Linked DNA regions of Homo sapiens: region 2 is linked to region 1. A link is an interaction called in ENCODE POLR2A ChIA-PET data of the cell type or tissue named here. Cell type or tissue: K562. All regions are shown on one strand. Each heading gives the region's core, and the rest is flanking DNA. Links, peaks and the distances in the headings are about the cores only.

Evidence for each region. ChIA-PET counts read pairs that join two places held together with the same protein. Peaks named below come from ENCODE experiments on the same cell type or tissue, not always from the same donor. Only the 100,000 strongest peaks of a DNase experiment are listed, where the experiment ranks them.
Region 2: POLR2A ChIA-PET joins it to region 1 with 5 read pairs; 2 of 35 experiments call an interaction of 5 or more read pairs at or near these places.

Annotation. Positions count from the first base shown.
Region 1 is chr11:6,467,016-6,471,412 of GRCh38, forward strand. All of the region lies in intron 1 of TRIM3 (tripartite motif containing 3), which reads right to left. Among named protein-coding and RNA genes, the nearest start is that of TRIM3, 4.7 kb to the right of the region's middle. RefSeq lists an enhancer at 2,104-2,398. In K562, for the core only: no CTCF peak of the experiment used is centred there; a DNase peak (open chromatin) is centred at 2,266.
Region 2 is chr11:6,553,335-6,557,731 of GRCh38, forward strand. DNHD1 (dynein heavy chain domain 1) reads left to right here. Exons shown (of 43, transcript NM_144666.3): 25 at 3,349-4,397. Among named protein-coding and RNA genes, the nearest start is that of RRP8, 48 kb to the right of the region's middle. In K562, for the core only: a CTCF peak has its summit at 1,679; DNase peaks (open chromatin) are centred at 1,697 and 2,197.

The sequences.
Region 1 (4,397 bases), core at 234-4,233:
TCAGGAATTCAATAAATATTTACTGCCTACTTTGTACAGGTGTTAGGAATGGAATGATAAAACAGACAGGGTCACTGTCCCTGTGGTGGGGAGGTGGTGGCAGATATTTTAAAAGTAAATAATAGTGGCAGGGAAGTGATATAAAGAAAAAAGGGATGCTGTGAGAAAGAACACTTTTGATTGAGTCATCAGGGAAGGCTCTCCAAGGAGGTAACTTTTAAGCAGAATTCTGGGTGGATGGGAGAAAAATGGTATGGGTGAGGGTGAGAAACAACAGGGAGTCAGGAAGGGAAATCATTCTAGGCTGAAGAAACAGCATGATAAAGGTTCTTAGGCAGAAGGCTCATGGAGAACCTGAAAGGACTGTGTGGTTGGAGCCAAGTCAATAAAAGGAAGAGGTGAGTTTGGGAAGATAGGTAGAGATGAGATCATGAAGGACCTTATAACCGCCATTAAGAATGTGATTTTGGCTGGGTGCAGTGGCTCATACCTGTAATACTAGCACTTTCAGAGGCCAAAGCAGGAAGATCGTTTGAGCCCAGGAATTGGAGATCAGCCTGGGCAACATAATGAGACCAATATCTACAAAAAAATTAAAAATCATCTAGGCATGGTGGCACACACCTGTAGTCCAGGCTACTTGGGAGGCTGAGGTGGGAGGATTGCTTGAGCCCAGGAGGTCGAGGCTGCAGTGAGCCATAATCGTGCCACTGCACTCTAGCCTGGCATGAGACAAAGTTGAGATTCTGTCTCAAAAAAAAAAAGTGATTTTATCCTAAGTTGGAGGGGGGGATGATGTGGTTTATAAATAAGTGAAAATAAATTAGAAAGCTACTCTGGCAAGCTGTGAGAATTGAAGACAAAGAGAAGCCAGAGTGGAATCAGAGAAAACAGTTAGGAAGCTACCAAAGTTCTTTGGGTAAGATAATGTAGGGTATCATCTGAGCTACAAGCAAAAAGCTGGACTGATTTGAGAAATATTCATTGGCCGAGCAAGGTGGCTCACATCTGTAATCCCAGCACTTCGAGAGGCTGAGGAAGGAGGTTCACTTGAGCTCAGGAGTTCGAGATCAGTCTGGGCAACATAATGAGACCCCATCTCTATAAAAATAAAATAAATAATAAAAGAGAAATCCAAAGGACATCAAGATGAACTGGGTGTGAGAGGGATGTCAATTATGACTTAGCTTTCTCATTTTAGCAAGTGATGGGCCATGAATAGAGACAGTGAAAGCTGAGGTGGAGCTGATTTGGGGCATTCTGTTCTATGTATGCTAAGTACAATGTGTCTCTCTGATGTCCAGGTAGAGCTGTCAAGTAAGAAACAGAATACAGGAGCTCAAGAGAAAAGTCTGGACTGGTTATTGATTTGGGATCACTAGCATATAAATGGCACTTTCAGCAATGAGAAGACATGAGCCCACCTAGGGACAGAGGGCAGACAGTGATAAGAAAAGGGCCTGGCACAAGAGAGGGGAGCCAGCAAAGGTGACTCTGAGAAAGAGAACCCAGAGAAATGGTAGGAAAACCAAAAGAATGTGAAACCAAAGAAATCAACAGAACAGTGCAAGAAAAAGAAGGGGTGAAGTAAGAAACGGACTGAAGAGTGCCCACTAGATTTGGCTGTGGTGGGGTGGCAGGGGCAGAAGCCACGTCAGAGTGACTGAAGAGTAAATGGGAGATGAAGTTAACACAGCAGATGTAGACAATACATGGCAGGGATTTGGTCATGAAGGGTGGCAGAACAACAGCTGGATTACTCCAAAATAGGCAATGAATAGGACCAGGTCACCATTGTCTGTGCTGTTGGATGCATTATGAGCCTTTTTCTAAAGACTGTGAATGAATGAATGAATGAATGAATGAATGAATGCAGGAGCGAGTCTAGATTTGGGGAGGGATAGAAGGGCTGAGTTGCTGTGCCTTATGTTTGTGTAAGGGTGGGCCTGGGTAGAGTGTGAAGGGCATGCCTGAAAGTATCCTCTGCTGATGTAGACACTGGCATCCTGATGTTCTCTCTACAGTTGTAATGGGTTCTGGAGTCTGAAGACTTAATACCAGGAAAACATAGCAGGAGGGAGGACAGATTGAAGGTTGGCGGAAGGACCAGGAGGCGGGAGGCAAGCTGAAGCCTCTGTCTGGTGAAGGGAAAGGCTGGGAGGAAGAGTGGGAGTGGTCTGCTGGGTCCTGCTGGGGTAGCTGGATGCCAGGCTCCACCTCTCTCCAAGCCTAGGGGCTCTCCCAGACTGTCACACAGGGGCGGGGATTGGGCTATGTCCAAGGACCAATAGCTCCTCCCCCACTCCTCCCCTTCCTGCTTCAGTTCCCCTCCCAGACTTACTGGGCATGCAGCCGCTGAGGCCATACCCCTGCCTGAATCTGAGATTCTCTTCCTCCCGTGGGGTCCTAGCTCTTCCATCCCACTGTGCTCTAGAGATTTGCCCCCAAGATCCTATAGGTGGTGGTTCAAGTGAACTGTTTATCACAGCAGACACTTATAAGGCCTTGGTCTCAGAGCCAGACTTTACTCTCCTTTCTCATACTGCCTTCTGCTATCCCTGTATTGGTTATTCCCACCATACTTTATGGCTTAGTTCTCAAGGCACCTCACTCCCTCATTCAGCATTCACTTGACACTGCTGCTAGGCCTGGGGACACAAAGACAAATAGTCACAGCTCAGCCTTCATGGATTCCACAATCTAATAAATAGATTACTGCAATGTAAAGTGGTGAAGACCATGATGAGGAAGCACCAATTGCTCCAGGAGTACAAAGGTTACCTAACCTAGATCTGGAGCAGGGGTGGGTCCAGAGGTTGGAGGCCAACCTTTCTCCTAAAGAAAGTAACTTTAGTAACTCCTAAAGAAAGTAACGTTCAAGCTGAGGATGAGTTACAGAGAGTATGGTGCCTTTTGCATCAGGAGGCTGAATCAGACACTGTGATGGGAGGGCTAAGAAACAAGATGGAGAGGTAGGCAAAAGATATATCATGCAATGCCTTGTTGGTCTTATTAAGGAGTTTAGACTTTACGCTTACCTGCTAGGGGATGAAGGATTTATCCAAAAAGCAAAGGAAAACTTTGGTAGTGGTGAGGGCTATTAAGTATAGAGTGACAAAAGTACATTTTTGGCTGCTATGTGGAAAATAGTTTAAAGGGCAAGGACGGAAAATTAAGAAACTGCCTTGATTAGGAGAATAGCAAAGACAGGCCAAGATAAATCAATTTTGCAGGGGGATATCAACTGAACTTGGTGGCTGGGTATTTACATGTGAAGAGTTAGGGGAGAAGAAGGAATTAACAGATGATTCTTTGGAAACTCTCAAAGAAGAGCAGTTTGGATGAGAGGGTGATAAGTTTGGTGTTTATCTTTTAAGGTTTTTTCAGTTTTGTTTTTGTTTTTTAAGAGACAGGGTCTTACTCTGTTGTCCAGGCTGGAATGTGGTGTTATGATCATAGCTCACTGTAGCCTCAAACTCCTGGGCTCAACTAATCCTCCTGCCTTGGCCTGCCAAAGCGTGGGGGTTGCAGGCATGAGCCACAGCACCCAGCTAGAGTTCACTGTTTAATGTGATGAATCTGAGGTGCCTATGGGATGTAATTCAAGTGGAGAGGTCCAGTTGGCAGTTGGAAAGATACGCTGAAGCCTAAGAGAGAGGTCTGGCCTGGAGACATGAATGTGGATGTTGGTGCAGAGATGGTTCCTGAAGCCATGGGCGTGGATGACATTACCCTGAGAGGGTAAAGAGAGAAAGGAGGGTCTATCACCAAGTCCCAAGGAACCTCAATATTTAAGAGATAGGCCCAGGAAGCAGAGTCTGCAAAGAAGATTGAGAAGGCACAACCAGAGAAGCAAGAGAATCAGGAAACAGATGTCATGAATGCCAAGGGAGAAGAGAACTTCATGAACAAGGGAGTGAAATGCTGCAGAGGTCCCATTATTTAAGCCCCAAAGAGGCTTTCATTAACCTCAGAGCATGTGGTTTTCAGGGGATGGAGGACAGGAAGCCAGATGCAGGGAGTCAAGCAAGAAGCTGATTGTGAACAAATGAAGACAGCCAGTGCTGACTCCACTAGATCCTGGACATCTGCAAAGGATGTGTTTCAAGGCTTTTCAGTTTCTCCAAATTCTCAAATAGCATTAATTTTCCCCAGGACTTCCTCCTACAATCTCACAGGATTCCCAGTACACATGAGTTACACAGTTGTGAATGGAGGTAACCAAGGCATTGTTGAAAATGGATGCGAGAGGTCAGCTAGGCTCATTTGCTTGCTAAAATAACTCACGTCTACTCACTAGCTTCCAGGTTTATCTGATCATTTGAGACCTCAAAAAAATGACAAATGACTGCAGGTTACAGTCTTTGGGCTTTCTCTGAAACAAATGAAGCCTTGGA
Region 2 (4,397 bases), core at 117-4,116, 86 kb after region 1:
AAGATAACTTTCTCAATTTGATGAAAAGCATCTATTATACTTACAGCTAAATACATACTTAATGGTTAAATATTGAATACTGTCCCCCTAAAATCAGTTAAAAGGCAAGAACATACTCACTGCTTCTATTCAACACTGTACTGGAGACCACATCGACGCAATTAAGAAAAAGAAATAAAAGCTTTTAAAATTAGAAAAGACAAGTTAAAACTGTCTGTATTGGCATGTAATATGATTGTCTACATAGAGACCCCAAAGGAATATTTTTTTAAACCCCATAAAAAACTACTACAATAAATAAGTTAATTCATCAGGGTCACAGGATACAGAATCAATCCATTGAAATCATTTGTACTTCTATATCCTAGTAACAAAACATTGGAAATTGAAATTTTAAAATATCACTTAAAAGTCATTTAAAAGCATAAAATACTTAGGAATAAATTTAATTAAAAGCATTCAAGATCTGTACACTGAAAATGACTAAATATTGCTGAGATAGAGGAAATGTAAATAAATGGAGAAATATATGATGTTCATGGATCAGAAGAGTCAGTATCATTAAGGTCTTCATTCTCCCCCAAATGATCTATAGATTCAATGCAATGCCAAGCTAAATCTTAACAGATTTTTTTTTGGTAAGTTGACAGTCTTATTCTGAAACTTATATAGCAATGCAAAAGATCTAGAGCAGCCAAGCAACTTTGAAAAAGAACAAAGTTGGGACACCTACACTAGTGATGTTAAAACTTGCTATACAGTTGTTGTAATGAAGAGAGTGTGGTATTGGTATAAGGATATACATATGGACTAATGGAATAGAACAGAAAATCTGATATATAGTCATATGTGGCCAGTTGATTTTTAATAAATGTGCCAAGATAATTCAATGGGGGAAAGGATAGCCTTTTCAAAAAATGGTGCTGGAACATCTGGATATATGCATGGAAAAAAATGAACCATGTATTCTACCTCAAAATCTAGATAAAAATAAATTATAGGTGGATCACAGACCTAAAGCTAAAACTATAAAATTTTTAGAAAAAAATTGGAGAAAAATCTGTGTGACCTTGGTTGGGCAATGATTTCTTGGGCACAAAAACTAAATTTTATCAAAATTGAAAACCTATGCCCTTCAAAAGACACTGTTACGAAAATGAAAAAAATAAGCTATTGACAGAGAAAACATGCATGATACATGTATCTGACAAAGGACTTGAACCTAGAATACATAAAAAACTCTTACAACTCAATAAGAAAACAAACATCATCCCAATGTTTTAAATGGACAAAAGACTTACACTTCACAAAAGATGTATGAGTGGGCAACAGTATACAAAAAGATGCTTGATATTATCAGGCATCAGTGAACTGCAAATTTAAACCACCATGTGATAATTAAAAAGACTGACAATAATAAGTGTTTTCAAAGATGTAGAGCAACTGAAACTCTCTCACTTTGATGGTGAGAATGTAAAATGGTACATCCACTATAAAAAATATATGCCAGTTTCTTACAAAATTAAATATTACTTAACATATGACCCAGCAATTCCACTCTTAGGTATTCACCCAAGTAAAATGAGAACCGCATATCCTCAAACTTAGTATACATGAACATTCATAGCAGCATTGTTCTGTATAATGGTAAATCCACATCTCCACCCAAATGGCTCCAGGTGGTGGCAAGAGATAAGAGTTTAGAAGCGCCTCTCCCACCCAGCAGACTAGCTCCCTGCTTTGCCTCCTTTCCTTTAAAAACAGGCCATTCAGGCATTTGCCTGAAAACTTAAAATGACCCACACCCTATTCCCTTACATATACTGCCAGTCCCTCCCTCCATCCCTCCTCTCCTCCCTCATTCCCTCTCTCTCTGTCTCTCTCTCTGTCTCTTTCTCTCTCTGTCTCTCTCAATCTAACTCTTCATTGCTGCCTCAGGTGACATGAGGATGGAGGACTGATCTCCCGGCTCATTATGCCCTCCTTGCACAGGATTAAGTAAAAATCTTTGAACTTGTTTCCTATTGTTGTGGTGTATTGAATTTGTCCTTCTATCTAAAGAACCAGAATAAGTTTTCTGTGTGAAGGACTCTCTGGTCACAGGTCAGACAACTAGGCATTAGGCTGTCCATCAGATAAAAGAAGTATCCTGTGAAAGGCACACTGTAAACCCCCACACTCAGCTCCCCTTTATTTCCTGTTAGGGCAGGGTTGTTGGCTGCTCTGGTACTAGAACACCAGTTTAACTGGGGGCTCTCAGAAAAATACTACTCAGGAATAAAATGGAACAAACTAAGGAAACACGCAAAAACATGGATGAGTCTCAAAAACCTGCTGAGTAAAAGAAGATAGACATGATCAAGTACATACCGTATGATTCTATTTATATGAGGTTCTAGAACAGACAAAGCTAACCTATAGTGATGGAAATCCGATCAAATAACAATGCCTGTGATGGTGGTGGCAGAGGGATTGATTGGCTTTAAAGGAGCATGAGGAACTTTCTAGGGTGATGAAAATGTTCTAAATATCATTGGGGTGGTGATGACACAGGTGTGTACATTAGTCAAAATTCACTGAACTGTACACTTAAAATGTATACATTTTGTTGTATGTAAATCATGTCTTAATAAAATTTATTTTTAAAATTTATTATTATTATTATTTTTAGAGACAAAGTCTCACTCTGCCACTCAGGCTGGATGGTGCGATCAGGGCTCACTCAAGCTCTTGTGCTCAAGTGATCCTCCAGCCTTAGCCTCCCAAGTAGACAGGTCTACAGCACACATCACCAGGCCCAGCTATTTTATTTTTCATTTTTTGTAGAAACAAGGTCTTGCTATGTTACCCAGGCTGGTCTTGAACTCCTGGCCTCAAGAAATCTTTCCATCTCAGCCTCCAAAAGTGTTGATTACAGGAGTGAGCCACCACCTCCCAGCCTAAAGTTGATTTTTTTTTAAGTGCACATGTGATATAACTGTATTCTCTTTGACTGAAATGATTGCGCTTTCCTGCTAATTGTGATCGATCTGGTTTCTATCCTTCTCAGCTTCCAAATCTTATTATTCATTAACCTTCAGTTAATGATTATTCATTATTATCATTATTAACCTTCGGTTAATGAATAATAAGTCACAGAGGTAGGATCTAGGGAGAAGAGAGAAGAAATTCCTCAATTTTAGGGAGAATGTGGGGGAGGGAGAATAGCTTACTCAAATGTGACCAAGTCCCAACACGTCAGATTCACAAAATTCCTTTAGAACCGTGTGTGGCAGGAATAGAGGGAACAGGTTGATACTCTCATGTGGACTTTTACATGTCCTCATTATTATTCCTCATGTCCCATAGACCCAGAGAAGAGCTGCCAGCCAGTGTTGGAGACTCTGCGCCAGGCCATGGATGGCACTGTGTATGCCCACAGCACCTTGGAACTGCAGACGCTGCAGCCTACAGTCAACTTCCTTGCCACTGTCACAGTGCCAGGATACTGTGAGCGCCCACTGTGTCCACGCCTCTTTCGACTCTTCACAGTCCTGGCCCTGGAAAGCATGACCCAGGCCACCCTGCTGGAAAGACATGTGCCTATCATTCAGGCTTGGCTTGAGCGTTTCCCTTCTGTGGAACGGGAGCGTGCTCTGGCACGAGGTCTGGTTAGGGCCTCAGTAGAGGCCTGGGAGGCTGTGTGCAATTGCTTCATGCCTTCACCCCTCCACCCACACTACCACTTCTCCCTACACTCTGTGAGCCACCTACTGAGCAGCCTGCAGCTGCTGCCCAACAGAACAGGCTCCCGAGGTTTTGTGGACTATCCCAACCACCAGGAGCACTTGCGCCGGGTGTCAGGCCTGCGAGGCACTTGTCTGACCGTTATGATGGCCACACGCAATGTGGTGCGTCTTTGGTTGCATGAGGCACAGAGAACCTTTTGCGACCGGCTGGACAGCCCCAGGGAACGCTCCTACTGTGCCAAGCTGCTCCTAGTAGTAGCTCAAAGTGTCTTCTGCTGTGGGCCAGGGCCCCAGCACCTGGGCAAGGACCATCAGGAGAGTGAGGAGGAGGAGGAGGAGGAGAGGGTGCCCGAAGTAGAATCTGAAGGGGAGTTGGCCCAGTGGGAGGACTTCAGCAACAGCAATAGTGAAACAGAGGAGGAAGAGGAACCTTATGGCCTTCAGGTCGCCAGAGTCTCAAACTCCAGAGATCCAAGTCTAACACCATCCATAGGACCAGTAAGCAGGGGGATGAAGGAAAGCATAAGTCACAAGATAAGGCAAGAGAAAGGCACAAGGGCATCCAACTATAGGCTCCAGGTAAGGAGATCATTCAAGACTTGGTGGCAGAAGAAACCCCAGATGGACCTGATCTCACCCTTGTTGTTACCAGTGTTACTACTACATCCC